6 separate regions of the Homo sapiens genome follow, and regions 1, 2, 4, 5 and 6 are each linked to region 3. The links are chromatin contacts, found by Hi-C or POLR2A ChIA-PET in ENCODE. All regions are on one chromosome and are shown on one strand. The core of a region is the stretch at or near the end of the contact, and the rest is flanking DNA. Distances in the headings are between cores, read along the strand shown. Region 1 holds the start of TXNDC16 (thioredoxin domain containing 16). Region 2 holds the start of TMX1 (thioredoxin related transmembrane protein 1). Region 3 holds the start of MIS18BP1 (MIS18 binding protein 1). Region 4 holds the start of DDHD1-DT (DDHD1 divergent transcript). Region 5 has its middle 130 kb from the start of SSTR1. Region 6 holds the start of MBIP (MAP3K12 binding inhibitory protein 1).

Region 1 (3,496 bases), core at 997-3,496, 7.3 Mb before region 3:
ATATAAACACTTAATATACGTCATTTTTTTTTTTTTTACTTTTGCTTGGAACTACATTAATTCCATCACCTCCAAAAAAGCCTTTGAGAGGATTAGCTGCATAGGCCAATATTATTCTATATTAGTCTGTATTAAGCATATGATGTCACCTTGCTTCCTCCCCTCCTCAAGCTTTTCTTTTGGTGGGAAGGAGGACTTTTTTGGGGGAAAGTCTTAAAATATTATGGCTTAAATACCACAAGCTGACACACATGATTGACAACCTTACACTCCCAAACCTGTTTGAAATGGGTCAAATACCTAAGCGCTGCAGAACAATGCAATCCAACCAGCAATTCCCCATAAAAGAGAAAGGGGGTGTGATTAGGTTCCAGATATTAAGCAAGTTATTGCAAAAACAGTTTGGTGGTTTTGTTTCTGCAATAGGCACAGGTTAAGCTAGTATTTTTTTCTCTTAATTAGCTCCAAAAAAGACTATGCTAATAGGAGGTAGGATAAACCGCTAAAGCACGAAGCAACTGGGGCAAACATTAAGGGCTTTATGGAGGTCCTTATCCTGATCCTCAGCATTGGTTATTGATCATCAACCCTGCTGGGGAACTATCGAACGAAATTTATGTGAGGCTTATCGAGCCACAGGAAAGGAGATGCAGGAGGGAATATAAGCTTCTAATAAAAGAAACGCAGCAACAATAGCAGAGGAACAGCTCTGCCTGGTGACGTAATGGCTGGCAGCAGTCCAGCTTCAGCAGAGCTGCTGCTACCTCAGCATCCAACCTCCCTCAACACAGTCCGGCTTCGGCAGAGCCACCGGGGCTGCTACTTCTTGCGATGCCACTTTGTTGGTGCCACCAACGCCTTACCTCGGAGGGCCAGAACACCGAACAAAGGGTTCGTTCCGTTGCTGTTTTAAGTTGTCAGACACACACACTCACTCACTCACCCCCTAGCCCGAACCCCTCAGTAATCAAGCCAATCAGCCACTTAAGTTTAAGGCGAAAACACTGGCTCACACTCCAGGTGTGCCTCAGTTTCCCCAGGCTGGTTTCCAGTCCGCCTCTCGCTGCCCACCCCCCGCCCCCGCTGGTCCTCAGCGGGAGTTGATCCCGGCGGCCCCGCGCACCCGCCCGGGCCCCGCATGCCGGCCCTCCCGCCTTACCTCCGCCAGGTAGAGGTTGAGGAGACAGAGCGTGGAGAACTGGAGACAGGAGGGGAAGCAGTAGAGCAGCCAGTGGGGGAAGAAGTGCAGGTGAGCGGGCGGCCGGAGCAAGGGCAGGGAGCCGCTGAGCGAGAAGGCGGCGGAGAAGAGGGTGGTCCTGAGCGCTGCCCACAGGAGACAGAGGAAGAGGCAGAGGCTCTGGTAACTCAGCCGCCGCTCGCGGTACAGGAGCAGCCGCCACAGCTGCAGGTAGGCAAAGGCGAACAGCGCGGCGTAGAGCAGGGCGTGCAGGACGCTCAGCGCCAACTGCACGGAGCCCGGCACCGCGGCGCCTGAGGCTGCAGCGACGGCGCCTCCGCCTCCGCTGCCCCCGCCGGGCGTGGAGGGCTCGCGGCCGGCTGCGGGGGCGGCAGCGGCCGCCGGACCCGGCACGGACACCCTCATGAGGGGGCTGGGGGCCGGGCGAGCGAGCGCGGGAAGGAAGGGGCTGGACTCGGAGCCGCCGTCGAAGGGGAGAAGGACTGCCCCCTTACCCCCCACCCACCCCAGCCTCTAACCCCAGGAAGCGCCGTGACGGGACCCGGAGTCCAGCGCAAAGCAGCCGCGGCTCCCCCGGACCCCGCCTCCTCTTTCCCCCCACCCCCCGGGGGTCTCGGCTCCTCCTGCTGCGGCTCGGCTCCGTAGCTGCAAAAAACAACTCTCGGCTGGAGACAATCAGCTGAGAAACCCGAGCATTTGAGGCGCTCGCTCCGCACTGTGGGCTCGCGCCGATTGGCCCAGGCAGGCACGCCCCCTGAGCGCCGCGCTCGGAAGGCCACGGGCCGCAGGACCCGTCGCTCGAGGGCCCCGAGATCTGATTGGGCGCGTAATTTCCCTACTTTCTCCCGCCCCTGTACTTCCCACCCACGCTGCTGATTGGCCCTGCTACTGCACCGCCCGTTCGCGCCGGCGGGAGGACTCTGTAATCGTCTGTCACTCTCGCTCCGCCCACCACGTTTCCCATTGGTTAGAGAGTGCCTCGCGTAGGGAGCACGAGGAGAAGGAGGAGCTTCGCAGGTTGTTTTTTCCCAGGAGGCCGACTCCGCCGAGTCGGTGGCGGCTGCAGGCTGGGAGGGAGAAGTGCTACGCCTTTGCAGGTTGGCGAAGTGGTTCCAGGCTACCCGGCTAGTCTGGCACGGCCCCGTCTTCTGCCTCCTCCTCCGTCGCGTGGCGGCGGGAACTGTTGGCCGCGCGGCCTCGGGAACGGCCCAGGTCCCCGCCCGCAGGTCCCGGGCAGGTAGGTGACAGCGCTGGCCCTTCAGGCTGTGGGCTCTGCCTGCAGACCCGGGGATTCAGACGAAGCAGCTTTCTGTAGCCAGGGCTGCACTGCACAGCTCCGGAGTCTGACTTAAGACACCCGTCTCTGGGGCACCGAAGGGCCTCACCTGGAGCCTCCTGAGGGCATTTTGCTTTCTCTTTTCGCTGCATGAACGGCGGGAAACACCGGAGCCCTTTGTGGGTCGAGGGGATGGAAAGGGGCGACGGGGAGAATCGGAGCTCTTAAGTGAAAGACCCTTTCCTCCCAAGGCCAAGGGAAATGTCTCTTAAGGAAGAGTAGTAGTAGTATCAGATGGATGTTGAAGCGATCTGTGAGCAGGGGGAAGCTGGTTCTTTCAAACGTAGAATTTGGGAAGATGCTCTGGGCTTAAGTTTTGGGAAAAAGGCAGAAACAGACTTGTAAGTATGATGATTGCCTGGAGAGGAAGTAGAATATTCTGTACTGTTTAAATTCCACATGTATCGAAGCCTTGGACCTGTGTATGGTAGATGGTGGCGCTATTCCTGGGCCTGAGAGAGAAAATACATGCTGTGTTACTGCTGTGAAGAACCGAGGAATAATCAGATCGACTAACGTATATTGGGCCGGCACATAGTTGTTGACTTTTTTTTTTCCTATTTGGAAATAAGATTAGCAAGTAGTGCAAAATTAAAAGGAAATAATTTGTTTTCTTTAGAATACACAGCACATTACGAATTCAGTATCCTTGTGAAAGACATTGCTACGTTTATTGGAGCAACAAAGACCCAGCTTTTCTTACCTCACCATCCTTTGTCCTATGCTTTTTTTTTTTTTTTTCCTTTTTTTCATGCAGGGTCTCGCTCTGTCGCCCAGGCTGTAGTGACAGTTCACTACAAACCTCCACCTCCTGGGCACAAGCAGTCCTCCCACCTCAGCCTCCCAAGTAGCTGGGACTACAGGCACTGGAGCCACCATGCCCGGCTGATTTTTTTTTTTTTTTTGGTAGAGACGAGGTTTCACTATATTGTCCAGGCTGGCCTTTGTCATATGCTTTGCCC
Region 2 (3,562 bases), core at 592-3,091, 6.0 Mb before region 3:
GTGCGACCTCGGCTCACTGCAACCTCTGACTCCCAGATTCAAGCGATTCTTCTGCCTCAGCCTCCCGAGTAGCTGGGACTACAGGCGCGTGCCACCACGCCCAGGTAATTTTTTGTATTTTTAGTACAAACGGCGTTTCACCGTGTTAGCCAGGATGGTCTCGATCTCCTCACCTCGTGATCCACCGGCCTCGGCCTCCCAAAGTGCTGGGATTACAGGCGTGAGCCACCGCGCCGGCCAGTTTTGTTTTTTTAAAAAATAACACAGGACTTACTGATTTAGCCTTCTGGGTTCTCCCTTGGGGATGTCACTTTCACTGGCCTCCTTAACTTGACAACCCTTGCTGTATTCGTGACACAAGAAAACACTCACCTGAACCCTGTTGTCTTTTCATTTTTATTTATTTACTTATTTATTTTGCTAGTTGCCCAGGATCTCTTGAACCCCTGGGCTCAAGTCATCCTCATACCTCAATCTCCTGGGTAGCGTACGCCACTTCCAGCTGAACCTTTTTAAAGAAGAAGGTGTTCTAACAACAATTATTGTATGCCTACTCTGAAGACCCAAAGAAAGCCAGCACAGCAATATCTGCATAGGTTAACTAAAGTATTTAGGTATCTTGTTACTCATTTGTAAAACGTGAAAAACACCTGTCATAGAGAATTTGTAGGGAATTAAATATGGTATTCGTGTAAAGGTGCTTAGTGGTGTCCAGTACACTGTTAATAATTATGCTTTTACTATTATCAGTAAATACTGCTAATATGTATAATACCACCATCAACAACGACTTAGCATCTAAAGCAAAGACAGATACTTTATTTCCCACCGCGGCAGAACAGATATTATTAAATTGAAATCACCACACAAAATACATGATTTCGTTCGAGCAATAAATGATGACCTGGCGCTCTTGAGAGTGTATACATTAATACATTATCTTTTAATGTAATACCATTTACAAAGACCTAGGAGTCACAACCCAAGGTATTCTCTACACTACAAAGACACCCAAAGGAAAAATGAGATGAGGAGTGAAAAAAAGAGAAAGCAAAAGAGGAGGCAAAAAGAGAAAACGAAAACTTAAAAATAACCCAACTTGAATTGACTCAGTATTTACAATAAAAAAGAAACGTACCCAATCCATTAAAAAAAGCTTAAAAGCGCCAAATTCCAACACCATAAAGAGACTATCTTTTAAGGACAGACAAAACGAGAGGAGAAATTTTGCTCAATATTCTCTTATGTAAAATGTGGTGAAAATAAGTGTAGAAGTCTGTGAAGAATCACTTTAACTACTTAGACACGAGTCGGACACCTCCCTCCCCGCGCCCCAGTCGCATCCTCAAAGTCATGAAAAATGTCAGAATTCGCATTGGCACTAACCCTTTGGGCGCACCACAACCCAAGAAACGAAACGAGGGTGCACCCCAGAAGAAACTTAACATTCACGGGTAAGAGACGAGGGGGTGGGACCAAGCTGGCGGCAGATCCCAAGAGTTTGGGGAGCTGCAGAAGTCGGGGACGCTCGCTCCGCAACTCGGAGGCGCAGTCCTGGGGAGCCTGCGACCCGCACGAGGAACGTGCGGGGTGAAGTCGTGTGTCCAGGCACGGACGTAGGACCCTGGCCGCCCCGCACTCACAATTCTATCATCCAGTCTCCTTCCAGCAGTTCTCTCCAGTTCTCGTCCGTGATGACGCGAACGTTGCTCCGCCGCCCGTGCGTCCAGGGAGCACCCCAAAGCAACAGCACCAGGACTGCCAGGGGAACTGCAAGACTCCCGGAGGGCGCCATTTCGCCGCTTGCCCACCTCACAGGGAGCGCGGTCGCAGCTCCCACTTCCGCCCTCGCGGGCTGCTCAGCGCAAGCGCACTACGGTGCTGCGAGGAGCGCCTGTCTAGAGGACTCTCAATGCGCATGACAGGGGTCTGATCCCAGTGAGTGGTGAAGTCGGGAAAGAGGGAAGAACGACTCTCCGCAATGCGCATGACAGAAAAGCGGCTGCTTCTACCGCCTAGGGTGTCCCAATATTGTGGGGGAAGGAACAGAGCAAAAGGAGGCGTGGTGTAAAAAGTGGGGCGGTGCTTTGAGGAAGAACGGTTTAAAAGACCCTCCCAGGATTTTGGCGCCAAATGGTTAGCGTTTACAAGCAAATTGGTAAGTTTATAATGTGCTAAAGCAGTTTTCCAATTAAATGTCCTTCAGAGTTCTCATTTGTTTTCTTTGAAACATGTAGTAAAGCTAATGGATTTTATAGGAGTCGGAATATTGGTTTACTTCTGAGAGATTATAGACAGGGAAGGTGCAGAGGAACATTATGGTTATGTTGGATGTGTTGGAGGTGTTCAACATCTAGATATGAACAGTAGTTACATGGGCGTACGTATATGATTTTTTTTAAAGAAGGATCAAGCTGTACATTTTAAGACAGTGCACTTTATGCACTTTCAGGTGTATGTTATCTCTCAAAAAAAATTCAGTAGGTACAGAGATCCTAGGTCAGTACTTCAAAATGGAACCAGACACATAGGCTTGTAAGATATTTGAGTTTTTTCTCTCAAACATTCGTAAATACAAATGCAAACCAAAATGTGCACTGCCCCATCAGTCAAATGAAAATAGTTGCAGGTGCGGTGGCTCACGCCTGTAATCCTAGCAAAACAGGGAGGCCAAGGCAGGCGGATCACTTGAGGTCAGGAGTTTGTGACCAGCCTGACCAACATAGTGAAACCCCGTCTCTACTAAAAATACAAAAATTAGCCAGGCGTGGTGGCAGGCGCCTGTAGTCCCAGCTACTCAGGAGGCTGAGGCAGGAGAATCGCTTGAACCCGGGAGGCGGAGGTTGCAGTGAACCGAGATCATTCCACTGCACTCCAATCTGGGCTATAGAGAGAGACTAAGTCTCAAGGAAATAGTTGCCACTATCTTACCTCACCTTTTCAACTTAATTAACCCCAATTAGTCCCCTTCCCCACCCCTCCACTGAATAGCCCTCTCAAGGACACCAGCGACCAGCAAGATAAATCCCAATTGTTTCTTCTCAATGCATCTAGCATGACTCCTAGCCCCATTCTACCACACCCTTGAAACACTTTACTATCTTGCTGTCTGGGCAGCTCGCTTTTTTTTCTGTCCTACAGTAGCTGATTCTTCTCAAACTTCTTGGCTGGTCCTCCTTTACTTCCGGACATCGGCATCTCCAGGATGCTTTACTGCCCCCCGCCCCCCATCTCCCGCCACCTTTCTCTTCATATCATCAGGCTCTCATCTTTCTGGGAACTACAGGCATATGTATTCAACTGTATATCATTCAGACTCTGATCTTTCTGGGAACTACAGGCATATGTATTCAACTGTATATCATTCAGACTCTGATCCTTCTGGGAACTACAGGCATATGTATTCAACTCCTTGCTAAACATCTCTTGGGTATGTAATAGCTGGTGAAAGGAAAAGAAATCTTGGGGCCCCAAAATCATTAAGCTAAAGGGAAAAGTCAAGCTGGGAACTGCTTAGGGCAAACCTGCCTCTCATCCTTCTTCTCACTGAGATAAATGCATA
Region 3 (3,375 bases), core at 42-2,541:
CTTTAAAAAAAAATTACCACCTTTTCAGTAAAGCCTCTTAATGGGGAAATGTGGTATGTGACTAGAAGTTGACTAATTTTCTTAGATGGAAGTATAAAATAAAAAGAAGCTCTGTTGTCACAAATGCGGATGGGGGGAAGAGGACAGACTTCATGCAGGACTGGAGTTGGACAGGGTTCAGGGCTGAGAACACACCTTACTACCCTGGCTTCCCCTTCTCTACTTTCAAGACTGAACCAATGTGCCCTATACAAGGCGAAGAATACACCCGGTCACTCCGCGGTGGTTAGAGTGGAGATTCACTGGGTGCAGTCTAAAGCGGGACGCAGTCTGGGGGCCACCGTCACAAGCTGCTTACAGCAACCTAGAGTTGTCGAGATTAATGTTTCTGGAATGTGAAGTGACTTAAAAAAAAATTAATCACTTCCTGGCTCGGTGCGGTTGCCTGTAATCCTGGCACTTTGGGAGGCCGAGATGGAGGATCGCTTGAACCCAGGAGTTCCAGACTAGGCTGGGCAACATGGTGAGACCTCCTCTCTACAAAATAAAAATAAGCCAAGCATGGTCGCGCGCGCCTGTAGTTCCAGCTACTCGGAGGCTGAGGTGGGAAGATCCCTTGGAGTTCCAGACTGCAGTGAGCCGTTATTGCGCCACTGCACTCAGGCCTAGGCGACAGAGCGAAACCCTGTCCCCCACGCCCAAAAAATCGTATTTCCTGAGGGAACAGTTCCAACTAAACATCCCACTTTGTGCGTAACTTTACATTCAATCCATCATCACCTCAAGAACAAAATGTTCTTTCTCCGCCTCAAACATGGAGGACAGAAAAACAGAAGTTCTCTCAAACCCACCAAGCACGCTGTTTTCCTGAGACGGAAAAGAAGGATAACAGCCGCTACGGCGCACAGCCTGTAGGGGAGGACGGCAACCAGGAAAGGCCAAACTTAGCCGCAGTAGTGCCGGGGCGTGCTCGCGGCCCACGGCGTCCCACGTCGTCCCACGTCAGCCTTGTCCCGGCAGAGCTTCACGAGAGGAAAGGCGGGATTCAGGGTGGGCGCGTGCCCTACGAAGACGAAACGAACTTTGAAGACAACTAGAGGAGCTCGCCCCCTGCCTGTGACAGCTTAGGGTCGCCTACTTTTTGTGGACACACTGCCGTCCACGGAGTGCAGAGGCCGCCTGCAGTTTTCTTGCGTCCCTGTGAGACGCACGGTGGCGCAATTCCCGAGCGTGCCAATCCCGGGCTGGCTGGAGGGCGGGCTCTTCAAATTTGAATTGCGGAAGTGTTTTGTGTGTTAGAGAACGTCGCGGAGGAGGTAAGCGTCGCTTGGCGCCTGGCCGCCGCGGGCAGGATACACCGTGGGCCTGAGGCGCGAGCCCGGCGGCGTGCGGCCCTCTCTCCGCGCGGAGCCGAGCCGGAACTGCGGCAGTCTCTCCCTGCCAGGCTCTTCATCCAAGGTACGTCCTCCCCGCGCCCTCCGCTAACCTCCTACCGCGGGTCCCCGCAGATGGTGGGCGTCTGCCCTTTAAGCATCTCGGCTCACGCGGTTTTATTTATTTTTTTTGTAGATTTCTGGCTTTGGTACGGATTTTATACTTCGCACTCGATGTTTACTTGTTGCGTGTCTACTGTACTTAAGAGAGTAGAACACGATTGCTCAAATTTATTTCGATGGTGAGCGTTCTAGGTCTTTGTTCTAAAATAAATTTTTTTTTTTTTTTTTTAGAATACCAAGTGGGAAAATTGTATTCCTCAGTACCCAACTCTTCCCCTTGGGACCCCAGGACCCACAGGGCTATAGAAGCAGTTGATCATTCAGCTTATGTTTTCTTCTGGTTAAATTGCATGCTTGTTGCAAACATCTTTAGATGTTAATAAAATTATTTAGAAAATGGTCGGGCGCGGTGGCACACGCCTGTGATCCCACACTTTGGGAGGCCGAGGCGGGTGGATCTTTTGAGCTCAGGAGTTCAAGAAAATGGTAGGCCACTTCATCCTGGCCTTCAAAGATAAACACTGTTTACAATTTGGTTCACCGCTTCCAGAGTTTTTCTCTATGCCTGTATGTGTTTTATTTATTTACTTAAAAATTTTTTTAAACAAATGCAATTCTATGTTGTTACTTTCTTTTTCAATTTAATGTTTCTTGGATACTTTTCCATATAAGTACATATATATCTTTTTATTGAATACATAGAGTAAATTGTATGGATGTGGCGGGATTTATTTTGTCCTTTATTGGTAGACATCTGGGTTGTTTCATTTCATTTTATGCTGCAGTGAACTTCCCTGTGTAGTGGGTGTGTAGACTGTTGCCTGTTGGTAAATAACTGAAGCTATGGAGTCGGGTAGAATCGGTTCCTCTTTCTCACTTATTGTCAAGTGACCTTGGGCAGCTTACTTAACCACCTTATACCTTAATTTCTCTTTTTTCAAATTGGGAGTAATAACAGTACTTAACTCTTTAGAGTTGCTGTTAGATTATATAGTGGCTGGCATGTAAATATTCAGTAAATATCGGCAATTATGGTACATATATATTTGCATTCTTACGCAGATGTTTCTATAGGAAAAAACAAGTTAGAAGTGGAATTTCCGTGTCAATAGTATGCATACTTGCATTTTGAAATTAATATTTACCAATGTGATATGAAAAAGAAATCTCACTGTTTTAGTTTGCATCTCCATTTATTAGTAAAATCAGGTGTCACAACTCGTTTATTGGCCTTTTGTATTCTATTAATCACCTTTCATGTCCCATGACCATTTTCTGTTTTGTATATTTTTTAAAGTTGATTTATTAGGTCTCTTTGAATGTTATTTAAATTAGCCCTTTGTCATATGTGCTGAGTATTTTTTTCAAGTGTATCATTTGCCTGTTAACTTAAAATTCTATTTTCCCCCTAATTCTATGTCCCAGTTTTGGTTAGTGTGCTCTGGGATTTTTGACCCATTCCATAGTAATAGTTATTACTACTACCACTACAGTAAATTCTTACAAGAACTTTCCATGTTTTTTGGGAGGAGGAGGAGGAGTAGTTACATTCAGGATCATATACATAATTGTTTAGCTTCAGTTCTGTATTTATATATGTCACTTGTAACTGACTGGGATACGTTCTGAGAAATACATTCTCAGGTAATTTTTGTCATTGTGCCAATATCATAGAGTGTACTTATAAAAACCCAGGCTATATATTATAACCTATTCTGGGCTTCAAACCTGTACAGCATGTTACTTTACTGAATACTGTTGGCAGTTGTAACACAATGATAAGTATTTGTGTATCTAAACATACCAAAATATAGAAAAGGTACAGTAAAAATAAGTTTAAAAAAAAGGTACACCAAAATAATCTTATGGGACCACTGTG
Region 4 (3,225 bases), core at 533-3,032, 7.9 Mb before region 3:
AAATTGTGTAGTCAAGAGTTAAAATCTGGCCAAAATAATCTGACCAGATAGTTATATAGTTAGGCTACATTCTATCAAGAAACATAAAGGAATAGAGATATTTTAAATGTTGTGATATTCCTTATTTATAATCCCCTTCATAGTACTTTTCATACTGTACTATAATATAATGTATCTGTTTACTTGTCTGTATCCCCCTCTAGGCTGTAAGTTCCTTGAAGAAAGAAAGAACTCTCTCCCATTCTCTCTTATAGTAGAAGTTAGCATAGAGGTGCCTGGCATATAGGTGGCCAGACACCTATTCAAACCCTGTAGAATGAATGCTTTTACAGCTAGTAAACAGACCAAAGCCCATACCCAATATCATATGCTGCATATTGTCAATAGAAATACTGGAGGAGCAACTGGGAAGCAGGCACTCAGAAATTTTTTTTGAGTGGTAAAGAGGGTCCTGATCTTAGATGCTTTCAGTCAGAGCTGCAGTATACAGTTGGATAGGTTGTTCACTGCACAAGGTTAACCAGCTAAGGGCACTAATTGGGGCAGAAAATCCAGCCTGTATTCTACTTGACAAGCCATCAACTCCAACACCGCTCTGTATCTGCCCACAGGAAGCAATGCCTTTTTTCAAATTCCTACAAAGGCCCTGTACAAACTTCAGATAGTCTTGATTTAAATAATGACAGAGTAATAATGTCTGACAGGTTACATCTCAGGAGCAAGAAAAATTGCCCTACCAATCTGATTCCACCAGAGAGTAAAAGAAATAGTGAAGACTGTCTATTCTTAAAATGAAAACACTGAGGTTGGAGATGGTTTTTCTCTGGATTCTCAACATAGGGTGATGTGCTTACAAAATAATTTTTTTTAAATAAAAAAGACCCACATAAGGGAGCCTCTGTATTCAACTTGATCCCAGAATATGAGTTACAGAATCAGAGATGCATAAAAATCTGGAAGAAACCTTAAAGTTCATAGAATTCCATTGCTAGAAGGAACTTTAGATATCATCTGGTCCAAGAATCTTAATTTTACAGATGAGGAAACCAAAAAGATCAGGAAGATTATGTGATTTGCCTGTGGATGGTTAGCAAAGCTAAATCTAGAACCTGGTTGTTTTCTACCTCTCAATCGAACACTCTTTACCACAGCTGGTTGGACTTGACATCATTATAATCAACTAAGACTGATTGCGCACCCACTGTGTGGGAGAGGCTGACATGGACTTGGTTTCCATCAAGGGCCTAGCAATGAGGTTGAGAAAACAGGAAATCCAAGCATCAAAAGATAAGTAATAATATGAGATGGCATATGAAGCAAGGTTTAGATTCCAGTTTCCCAGTGGGAGTGGTGACACCAAGGTGAGTGATGGGTGTGGGGTGGAGTGCCCTCGTATCCACCCACCTATGCGTCCTGGTTCTGTCTGGAGGCACCAGGGCCAGGTGACAAAACGTCCAGGCGAGGCCGCAGTAGGGCCTAAGGTCAAAAAGAGCAATGCTGAATCCTACATCCTGGGGCCCTCCTAACACGTAGCTTAAGGCTCTGGGCTCATGACCCACATTGTAAGGATGAGTGGGGTAAAGCCTATCCACATCTGGGCTGTGAATTCCAGAAGCGGGGGACCGAGGCAGCTGTGCATGAAGACCGCAAGGAAGGAGGAAGGGAGCCGAGGAGGCCCAAGAGCGGCGGGCGACCTGACACCACCCTGCCCTCCCAGCCAGAGGGGCAGGGGGGAACCCCGCGCGCGGCGCCGGTGCAGCCCGGGCTTCCGGGGCGGCGCACGCGGCCGGGGGGCGGGGCGGGGGCCGAAGCACCGCCTACGTCGGGCTGCGTGACAATGGGGCCGGCGGCAGAACGCAGCTGCGGCGGCTGCGGGTCTCGTGGGGGCGGAGCGGTCGCCGCTGCCGCCGCAGCTCGGGTCGGGATTTGAAAGATTAGAAACTTCGGGTGGAGAGGGCGGCGGCGTTGAATGTGTGGCGGAAGCGCTGGGGGTCACGGCTCCGCGCGCCGCCGGACAGCCGGCGGCGTCTCCACAGCATGAATTACCCGGGCCGCGGGTCCCCACGGAGCCCCGAGCATAACGGCCGAGGCGGCGGCGGCGGCGCCTGGGAGCTGGGCTCAGACGCGAGGCCAGCGTTCGGCGGCGGCGTCTGCTGCTTCGAGCACCTGCCCGGCGGGGACCCGGACGACGGCGACGTGCCCCTGGCCCTGCTGCGCGGGGAACCCGGGCTGCATTTGGCGCCGGGCACCGACGACCACAACCACCACCTCGCGCTGGACCCCTGCCTCAGTGACGAGAACTATGACTTCAGCTCCGCCGAGTCGGGCTCCTCGCTGCGCTACTACAGCGAGGGTGAGAGCGGCGGCGGCGGCAGCTCCTTGTCGCTGCACCCGCCGCAGCAGCCTCCGCTGGTCCCGACGAACTCGGGGGGCGGCGGCGCGACAGGAGGGTCCCCCGGGGAAAGGAAACGTACCCGGCTTGGCGGCCCGGCGGCCCGGCACCGCTATGAGGTAGTGACGGAGCTGGGCCCGGAGGAGGTACGCTGGTTCTACAAGGAGGACAAGAAGACCTGGAAGCCCTTCATCGGCTACGACTCGCTCCGCATCGAGCTCGCCTTCCGGACCCTGCTGCAGACCACGGGTGCCCGGCCCCAGGGCGGGGACCGGGACGGCGACCATGTGTGCTCCCCCACGGGCCCAGCCTCCAGTTCCGGAGAAGATGACGATGAGGACCGCGCCTGCGGCTTCTGCCAGAGTACGACGGGGCACGAGCCGGAGATGGTGGAGCTTGTGAACATCGAGCCTGTGTGCGTGCGGGGCGGCCTCTACGAGGTGGATGTGACCCAAGGAGAGTGCTACCCGGTGTACTGGAACCGTGAGTAGCGGGCCGGGGTTAGGGCAGGACGGGCTGCCCCTGCATGGGCCGATGCGCACCGGTGTGGGTTTGGGACTGGTCGCCGCGAAGAGGGAGGCGCGTGAGGCCTGGCGTTTGGCTGGGGCAGGATGGAGATTGAGCAGGGAGCGTCGGCAGCTGAAGGGTAAACGAGCAGATGGCAAAACCCAAGCTGCCTGGGGTCAGGAGGACTGGATACCTTCGGGGGTAGCGCCTCCTGGGTGAGCCGGGTGCTGCTGCCATCCCCTGGAAGTGATCCAGGACCGGATCCGCAGCCCGAGGTTTAATTTCGTGATCCTACCAGCTTTGTCCACCTGGGGATCTGGTTCTGT
Region 5 (3,511 bases), core at 781-3,280, 7.2 Mb after region 3:
TATATGTGCCACATTTTCTTAATCCACTCTATCATTGTTGGACATTTGGGTTGGTTCCAAGTCTTTGCTATTGTGAATAGTGCCGCAATAAACTCCTATTCAACATAGTGTTGGAAGTTCTGGCCAGGGCAATTAGGCAGGAGAAGGAAATAAAGGGTATTCAATTAGGAAAAGAGGAAGTCAAATTGTCCCTGTTTGCAGATGACATGATTGTATATCTAGAAAACCCCATTGTCTCAGCCCAAAATCTCCTTAAGCTGATAAGCAACTTCAGCAAAGTCTCAGGATACAAAATCAATGTACAAAAATCACAAGCATTCTTATACACCAATAACAGACAAACAGAGAGCCAAATCATGAGTGAACTCCCATTCACAATTGCTTCAAAGAGGATAAAATACCTAGGAATCCGACTTACAAGGGACATGAAGGACCTCTTCAAGGAGAACTACAAACCACTGCTCAAGGAAATAAAAGAGGATACAAACAAATGGAAGAACATTCCATGCTCATGGGTAGGAAGAATCAGTATCATGAAAATGGCCATACTGCCCAAGGTAATTTATAGCTTCAATGCCATTCCCATCAAGCTACCAAAGACTTTCTTCACAGAATTGGAAAAAACTACTTTAAAGTTCATATGGAACCAAAAAAGAGCCCACATAGCCAAGTCAATCCTAAGCCAAAAGAACAAAGCTGGAGGCATCAGGCTACCTGACTTCAAACTATACTACAAAGCTACAGTAACCAAAACAGCATGGTACTGGTACCAAAACAGAGATATAGATCAATGGAACAGAACAGAGCCCTCAGAAATAACGCTGCATATCTACAGCTATCTGATCTTTGAGAAACCTGAGAAAAACAAGCAATGGGGAAAGGATTCCCTATTTAATAAATGGTGCTGGGAAAACTGGCTAGCCATATGTAGAAAGCTGAAACTGTATCCCTTCCTTACACTTTATACAAAAATTAATTCAAGATGGATTAAAGACTTACAGGTTAGACCTAAAACCATAAAAACCCTAGAAGAAAACCTAGGCAATACCATTCAGGACATAGGCATGGGCAAAGACTTCATTTCTAAAACACCAAAAGCAATGGCAACAAAAGCCAAAATTGTCAAATGGGATCTAATTTTCTTTTTTTTTTAAGACAGGATCTCACTCTGTTGCCTAGGCTGGAGTACAGTGGAGGAATCACGGCTCACTGCAGTCTCAAACTCCTGGGCTCAACCAATCCTCCCATCTCTGCCTCCCAAGTAGCTGGGACTACAGGCATGCACTACCATCCCCACCTAATTTTTATAGAGATGGGGCTCTCACTATGTTGCCTAGGCTGGTCTTGAACTCCTGGACTCAAGCAATCCTCCCACCTCATCGTCACAATGTGCTGGGATTACCTGGCCCAATTCATTTCATTAAAACAATTTATATAATGTGAGCCAAGACAATGAAAATATGCATAAAGTATGCATATACATAGGTGTAGGAGATATCAGTTTCTTCTCTCTTTTTTTCATGTTGTTTCTATAGTAGATCGTATTATAGTTCAAAATATCGGCTGCCACTTCCTGTGGGAAGATTATACTTTCTCACTGCTTTGATGTCAGTTTTGGCCATGTGACCTCCTCTGTGCAAGAAAATGTGAACAGGAGTGATATGGGTTTTTGCAGAAAGAATTAGCATAAAAGGTCTGAGTCTGCTTGGCTTAGAAAGACCTGTGTGCAAGATTGGCCCTCAGCTGGAATTGGGGAGCTTGAATTTCAGGAAGGGTCTCACATTTCCTGATAAGGATGGCTCACAGCACCTAAACTGTTTGTGCAAAGAATAAGGCTTATGCTGAACCCATGAACCCTTTCTGGGAGTCCAGAATTTGGGTACATGCAGGACAGAGGATGCCTATTGTGATCATCCCTCAGTAAAAACTCTAGGCATTGAGTCTGTCTTGTGAACTTCCCCAGTAGATGACATTTCACACATTGTTACGATTTGGCACTGGAGGAATGAAGCACATCCTGTGTTACTGCACTGGATAAGGACTCGGAATCTTGTACCTGTTTTCCTCCAAAAAACTTTGTCCCATGTACCTTTTCCTTTGCTTATTCTACTTTGTATCATTTTGCTGTAATAAATCATCACTACACAGTAATGTGCTCTGAGTCTTTCTAGCAAATCATGAAGTCTGCCCTTTCAGGAAGTCCTTCATGACTCTTTCTCTTTGGTATGACAAGTGTCACTCCTCTGGCTACAGGCTACTCTGCCTTCTGGGTCTCAGAGTGAAGATGACATGACAGAGCCATGGCCAACTTGGAGTGGTCTAACATAAACAAAAACTAAAGCTCACAAGTTGTAAGCCCCTACGATTTTGGAGTTTCCATTACCACAGCAAAACCTAGCTTTTCCTGACTGACACATAATTCTGGTGATACATTAACACAGTTCTTTTGTGCTCCCAAAGCCTTTTCTCACATTATTTACTTTGACCTTCCCAAAACTTTATGAAGTATGGAAACCAGATGATATTTTTATGCTAGAGACTACACGGACCTTTGTTTCATTCTCTAATATCATGTGACATTAAATAAAAATAAATAATTAATTAAATCCCTACTCAATCCCTATTCCATGGATGCATGGTTCTATGGAGTTGTCCATGTAAGAAGCAGACGAATAGCAAATGAGTCACGGCAATTTGGAGCTTTCAAATTCAAAACACAACTTTTTATTGTGGTTCCTATTAGTAATGACTGGTTTGAGGTTTTGGTTTTTGTTTCTGTTTTTTTTTTTTTTTTTTTTTTTCCTGTCCACAGCACCTCAATAGATATAAATGTCTTTCCAGACCTCTGGTTGTCCATCAGTTTATAAACCTGCTCTGGTTAATTAATAATCGTTTCTTTGAGGTTAATAATCTCCTAGGACTACCAAATTAGATGTGATTTATGCCACATAACCTATATTTTAAATCATATTGAAATAAACATTGCCTTCAAATTTAGTGAAACTCAATGGATTAATCCTTTATTACCATTAAACAAATCACTCCAAAATTGATTGGCTTAGAACAAAAATAAACACTTATCATCTCACAGAATTTCAGTGGGTTGAGAGTTTGGGAACACCTTAGCTGAGTGGCTAAGGACTCTGGCTCAGGACTTGACTTGTCCTCAGTTTGCAGTGAAGATCCCAGTGGCCAAGGCTGCAGTCATCTCCAGGCTTGACTAGAGTGGGAGGAGCTGCTTTCATGGTGGCTATTTGCATAATTGACAAATTACTGCTGCCTTTTACAAAGAAGCCTCAGTTCCTTGCCACATGTGTTTTGCCATAAGGCTGCCCAAGTAGCCTCTAACATAACACCTGGCTTTCCCCAGAGCAGGTGATCCAAAAGAAAGTAAGACAGAAGCCACAGTACCTTTTCTAACTTTATCTTGGAAATCATACACCCTCACTTCTGGCACTAGAATACATGTTACTAGGTCCAGCTTACACACAAGAGAAGAGAAATTAGACTC
Region 6 (3,481 bases), core at 675-3,174, 8.9 Mb after region 3:
TGGGGATGGGACCCAAATCTAAACACAAAATTCATTTATGTTTCATGTATACTTTATACACATAACTTGAAGGTAATTTTATATAATGTTTTAAATAATTCTGTGCATGAAACAAAGTTTTGACTACATTTTAACTGTGACCTGTTATGTCGGATCAGGTGTGAAATTTTCCACTTGTGGTACTGGCACTCAAAAAGTTTCAAATTTTGGATCATTTTGGATTTTGAATTTTCAGATTAGGAATGCTCAACCTGTACCTAAGTAAAGAATACTAAGATACAAGTGCAGGTCTGGATATCAAATCACAGAATTACATGGAGAAGCAATACACAGATCAAATGGCCATCAGTTAATTCTGTATTAGAGGCTCAAAAGAACAAGTAAAACTTGAAAATTCAAAATCAATGATGGCAAAGAAAGGAATAGCAGCACCTTGTTAAAGACAACATTTTTTAAATATACAAAGCATATTCCCAAATGTGTTGCATATCAGTGTTCTCCATATTTGAAAAAATATGAAACACCTCAATGAAAACAAATGATCTGAAACTGATTGCTAATTTGGTACAAAACAAAAACTTACAGTTACCCCATTACCATGCTTGAATAAGAAGGTTGCTCAATTTGAGACTGGACATTGTGAAGTATTTTTCTGCCTGTAGAAATAGGCTGGAATGTCAGTTGTATATCTTGCTGCCAACAAGGGAACAGAAAAGATTTCCCAAGATTCTGTCAAGCCTGGTGATCCCATTTGTCTTTGGAAATGAAAGCCTAATTAAGAGACTCCCTAGGGACAGGTCAAAGGAGTTTTTATCCCCATCGTCCTTATCTTAGTTCCTTGATGCATTAGTCCTTCCCTTTAATTTAGTCTACCCTAAAACTAAAGAATACACATTGTGCAAGTTTCCACCTTTGCTTTCTCTACTGTAAATGCATTAGACTATTAACAGAATTACGAGTTTTAAATCCCACCTTCCTTATCTCTAAGCTGATGTTGATTTCTTAAAGTGTTTTTGAATAAAGCTTAACACTAAAAATTATTGTAATACTTTAATTGGATAACACTTTTTAAAAATATCGGAGTCTGACTAAAAGATTACAAAACCCCACAAACATCGTTATAATAAAGCTATTATGATAAATAATACTTTGTAAAATTTGAATTCGGTTTTATGTCCTAATTTCAAAGATTGTGGTTGCATGATATTATTTATCCAGGTTAAATTCCTGTTGGAATTATATTGACAGTGTTTCATTTCTTTGAAACAATTTTAGGGTTAAGCGTCTCTACAGTTAAAACAGAGAATATCAACTGTAGTCCCAGTTACTCAGGAGGCTGAGGCAGGAGAACCGCTTGAACCTGGGAGGCGGAGGTTGCAGTGAGCCGAGGTAGTGCCACTGCACTCCAGTCTGGGCGACAGAGTGAGACTCTGTCTCCAAAACAACAACAACAAACTTGAAGAGATGAAAATGTTCTATCCAATCATGATAATTCCGTGTGAGTTTTCCAATGTTTAGAAACACGTGTGGGCACCACTCCATCCCTGACCAGCAAGCTTCCTCCAGACCCACTCCACACCGCCATGTTAAAATGTCAACTTTTACTTTTTGGACTCAAACTACAAAATTTAACTATGTCTCCTCTTACCAAGATTCACAATGAACACCTAGGAGTCAAGGTAGGCTTCATAACGCTAAAGAGACCACGACTCTAATGACCACCCCAAACACAGCATTCCAGCCTAGCTGTGGTCTGCAATTACCCACTTCAGAGCCTCGGCGCAATGTCACAGCTGCAACTGATTGGTGTAACGTGCTTGTCATTCACATAGAGAGGGTGGGGCCTCAAAGCCCGATCTAAACCAGACTCCGTGTCTTACGTCATCGCCAAGCGACTAAAGCTGGAAGGGAGGGGGCGGGGTTGTGAGCAAATCTTGGTGGTGGTGGTGGTGGGGCGGCCTGAGAAGATATCATGGCTGCTGCCACGGAGCTTAATCGCCCGAGCAGCGGTGACAGGAACCTGGAGCGAAGATGCAGACCCAACCTCTCCCGAGAGGTGCTCTACGAAATCTTTCGCTCCCTACACACCCTGGTTGGACAGGTGAGAGGTGGCCTGAGGGACTGGGAATATGGAAACCATCCGGTCCCTCCTCGCCATTCTTTTTCTCTAGCAGAGGCCGGGGGCAGCTAGGCCTGCAGAGGTGTGGGATGCGGTCCCGAAGCCGAGGTGTGGAAGGAGCCCGGGCCCAGCCTCCTCGGTCGGAGTGAGGAGGACGGCGGTACCGGTTGCAGAGTCGTTTACCTTGCAGCTGTCCTCCCCAAGAGTGGGTGAGGTTGGCCTAAGTGAAAACCCGGCTCCGAGAGAGGCAGGCTTGGAGAGAATGAATGTGGAAAAGCTTCACTGCGAGTTTAGGAGGCGCTTAGCGTTCAGGGTCCTTTTTCCTCCAACTTACTCTTTATGGGAATTGGTTGGTCAGTAGGCCTGAGATTTATAGAAAAGCGCGCGCTTATTAGCTTTTTTTGGTGGGGGAGGGAGTAATTTGTTCTTATGAGTTACTTGGTTTTGTTTATTTCTTTTTTCCTTCGGGCTGTTTTGCGCATCTATAATCCTTTCAAATGGGGAGAAAAGTAAAAGGAATTCATTTAAAATACTTCTAGCGTAAAATGCTGTTGGCGTTAGAACTGTCGTTATTTAACTATTAACTAGTTTAACTGGCTGATAAATCGCTTTTGCAGAAATGTCATAGTAAAATTGGTTTTAAATTGAAATGGGCTTCTTCGATCAAGTCACTGTTTCGTTTCATGGTGTAAAATTCAAGTTTTAAATGAGAAACAATTTAAAAGTATGCTTGTTTACCTGCCTTTTAAAAGGAAATATTTTCTATCTTACATAGACCATTTTCTAGCCGTAAAAGTTTGTTTTGGGGCTGGTACTAGCGCAAGTGGACAAAGCAGGCATTTGTGTCAAAGATAATGGTAAATTCCTATGAAAATAGAACATTTGTCTGATTTGTGAAAATTATTTTTAAAGCCTTGAGTAGATGGAGAATCAGTCTTTTAAGAAGTTACTATTTTTAAAAATCGTAGTATGTTGTGTCTTACAAAGAACATTACTGTAAGTTAAACGGTTTTATGAAATGACGCAGTTATTAATGGAGTCTGCTTAAAGATATAACTTTTAAATTCAGTTGTTTGCCAAGTACTTACCAAAAACATTTTTTAAAGACTTGGGGTGTTTTGTTATTAACATTCCATTCTTAAGACCCAAGACGTTTAAATGGTTTAAAAGTTAGAGAACTTTTTATGGCGACGTTGGAACTTAAGTTTATTTATTTTATAATGTCAAGATGAAAAAAGTTTATTCTCACCTGTTAACAGAAGATGGAATATTTTTAAAAAATACTGAGCAATGATTTAAACATTTCTTTTGAAATATTTTGCATACTGAATTTTTCAAACTCATTAGAAAATTTTAAACATT

What was found. A loop is a pair of places that touch in the nucleus more often than their neighbours do. ChIA-PET counts read pairs that join two places held with the same protein, here RNA polymerase II (POLR2A). Pooled maps may share reads with other maps.
Region 1: a loop to region 3 is called in a pooled map, with 12 times the contacts of the local background. The contact joins the promoter of TXNDC16 here to the promoter of MIS18BP1 in region 3. A Hi-C loop is called at or near these places in 7 of 50 pooled maps.
Region 2: a loop to region 3 is called in a map of B cell, with 9 times the contacts of the local background. The contact joins the promoter of TMX1 here to the promoter of MIS18BP1 in region 3. A Hi-C loop is called at or near these places in 1 of 168 maps with a recorded cell type or tissue (B cell) and 7 of 50 pooled maps. POLR2A ChIA-PET finds 5 or more read pairs at or near these places in 1 of 52 experiments (CD4-positive, alpha-beta T cell).
Region 4: a pooled map shows a loop between it and region 3 (7-fold over the local background). The contact joins the promoter of DDHD1-DT here to the promoter of MIS18BP1 in region 3. A Hi-C loop is called at or near these places in 1 of 37 single-sample maps with no recorded cell type and 6 of 50 pooled maps. POLR2A ChIA-PET finds 5 or more read pairs at or near these places in 1 of 52 experiments (B cell).
Region 5: a loop to region 3 is called in a map of naive thymus-derived CD4-positive, alpha-beta T cell, with 12 times the contacts of the local background. The contact joins the enhancer-like site here to the promoter of MIS18BP1 in region 3. A Hi-C loop is called at or near these places in 2 of 168 maps with a recorded cell type or tissue (both naive thymus-derived CD4-positive, alpha-beta T cell) and 4 of 50 pooled maps. POLR2A ChIA-PET finds 5 or more read pairs at or near these places in 1 of 52 experiments (T-cell).
Region 6: a loop to region 3 is called in a pooled map, with 8 times the contacts of the local background. The contact joins the promoter of MBIP here to the promoter of MIS18BP1 in region 3. A Hi-C loop is called at or near these places in 2 of 50 pooled maps.

The regions. Positions count from the first base shown.
Region 1 is chr14:52,551,255-52,554,750 of GRCh38, reverse strand. TXNDC16 (thioredoxin domain containing 16) reads left to right here and starts at 2,246. Exons shown (of 21, transcript NM_020784.3): 1 at 2,246-2,435. It overlaps GPR137C (G protein-coupled receptor 137C), which reads right to left and starts at 1,915. Exons shown (of 7, transcript NM_001099652.2): 1 at 1,160-1,915. The coding sequence starts at 1,603. RefSeq lists silencers at 1,446-1,645, 1,656-1,725.
Region 2 is chr14:51,238,526-51,242,087 of GRCh38, reverse strand. TMX1 (thioredoxin related transmembrane protein 1) reads right to left here and starts at 1,841. Exons shown (of 8, transcript NM_030755.5): 1 at 1,644-1,841. The coding sequence starts at 1,795. RefSeq lists an enhancer at 1,563-1,802 and a silencer at 1,663-2,005.
Region 3 is chr14:45,251,118-45,254,492 of GRCh38, reverse strand. It overlaps MIS18BP1 (MIS18 binding protein 1), which reads left to right and starts at 1,291. Exons shown (of 17, transcript NM_018353.5): 1 at 1,291-1,458. It overlaps LOC107984674 (a long non-coding RNA gene), which reads right to left and starts at 1,202. Exons shown (of 4, transcript XR_001750746.2): 1 at 852-1,202. RefSeq lists enhancers at 643-702, 773-962, 124-1,073, 983-1,162, 1,263-1,322 and 1 more.
Region 4 is chr14:53,151,911-53,155,135 of GRCh38, reverse strand. DDHD1-DT (DDHD1 divergent transcript) reads right to left here and starts at 1,782. Exons shown (of 3, transcript NR_110062.1): 1 at 1,405-1,782. It overlaps DDHD1 (DDHD domain containing 1), which reads left to right and starts at 1,813. Exons shown (of 13, transcript NM_001160148.2): 1 at 1,813-2,875. The coding sequence starts at 2,038. RefSeq lists a silencer at 1,638-1,967 and enhancers at 2,788-2,987, 3,008-3,057.
Region 5 is chr14:38,073,035-38,076,545 of GRCh38, reverse strand. No RefSeq gene overlaps it. Among named protein-coding and RNA genes, the nearest start is that of SSTR1, 130 kb to the left of the region's middle. Within about 2 kb of position 2,030, at least 2 of the 41 ENCODE cell types and tissues checked have a DNase peak (open chromatin) inside an H3K27ac peak, as active enhancers do.
Region 6 is chr14:36,319,080-36,322,560 of GRCh38, reverse strand. It overlaps MBIP (MAP3K12 binding inhibitory protein 1), which reads left to right and starts at 1,924. Exons shown (of 9, transcript NM_016586.3): 1 at 1,924-2,101. The coding sequence starts at 1,973. RefSeq lists enhancers at 1,526-1,575, 1,976-2,235.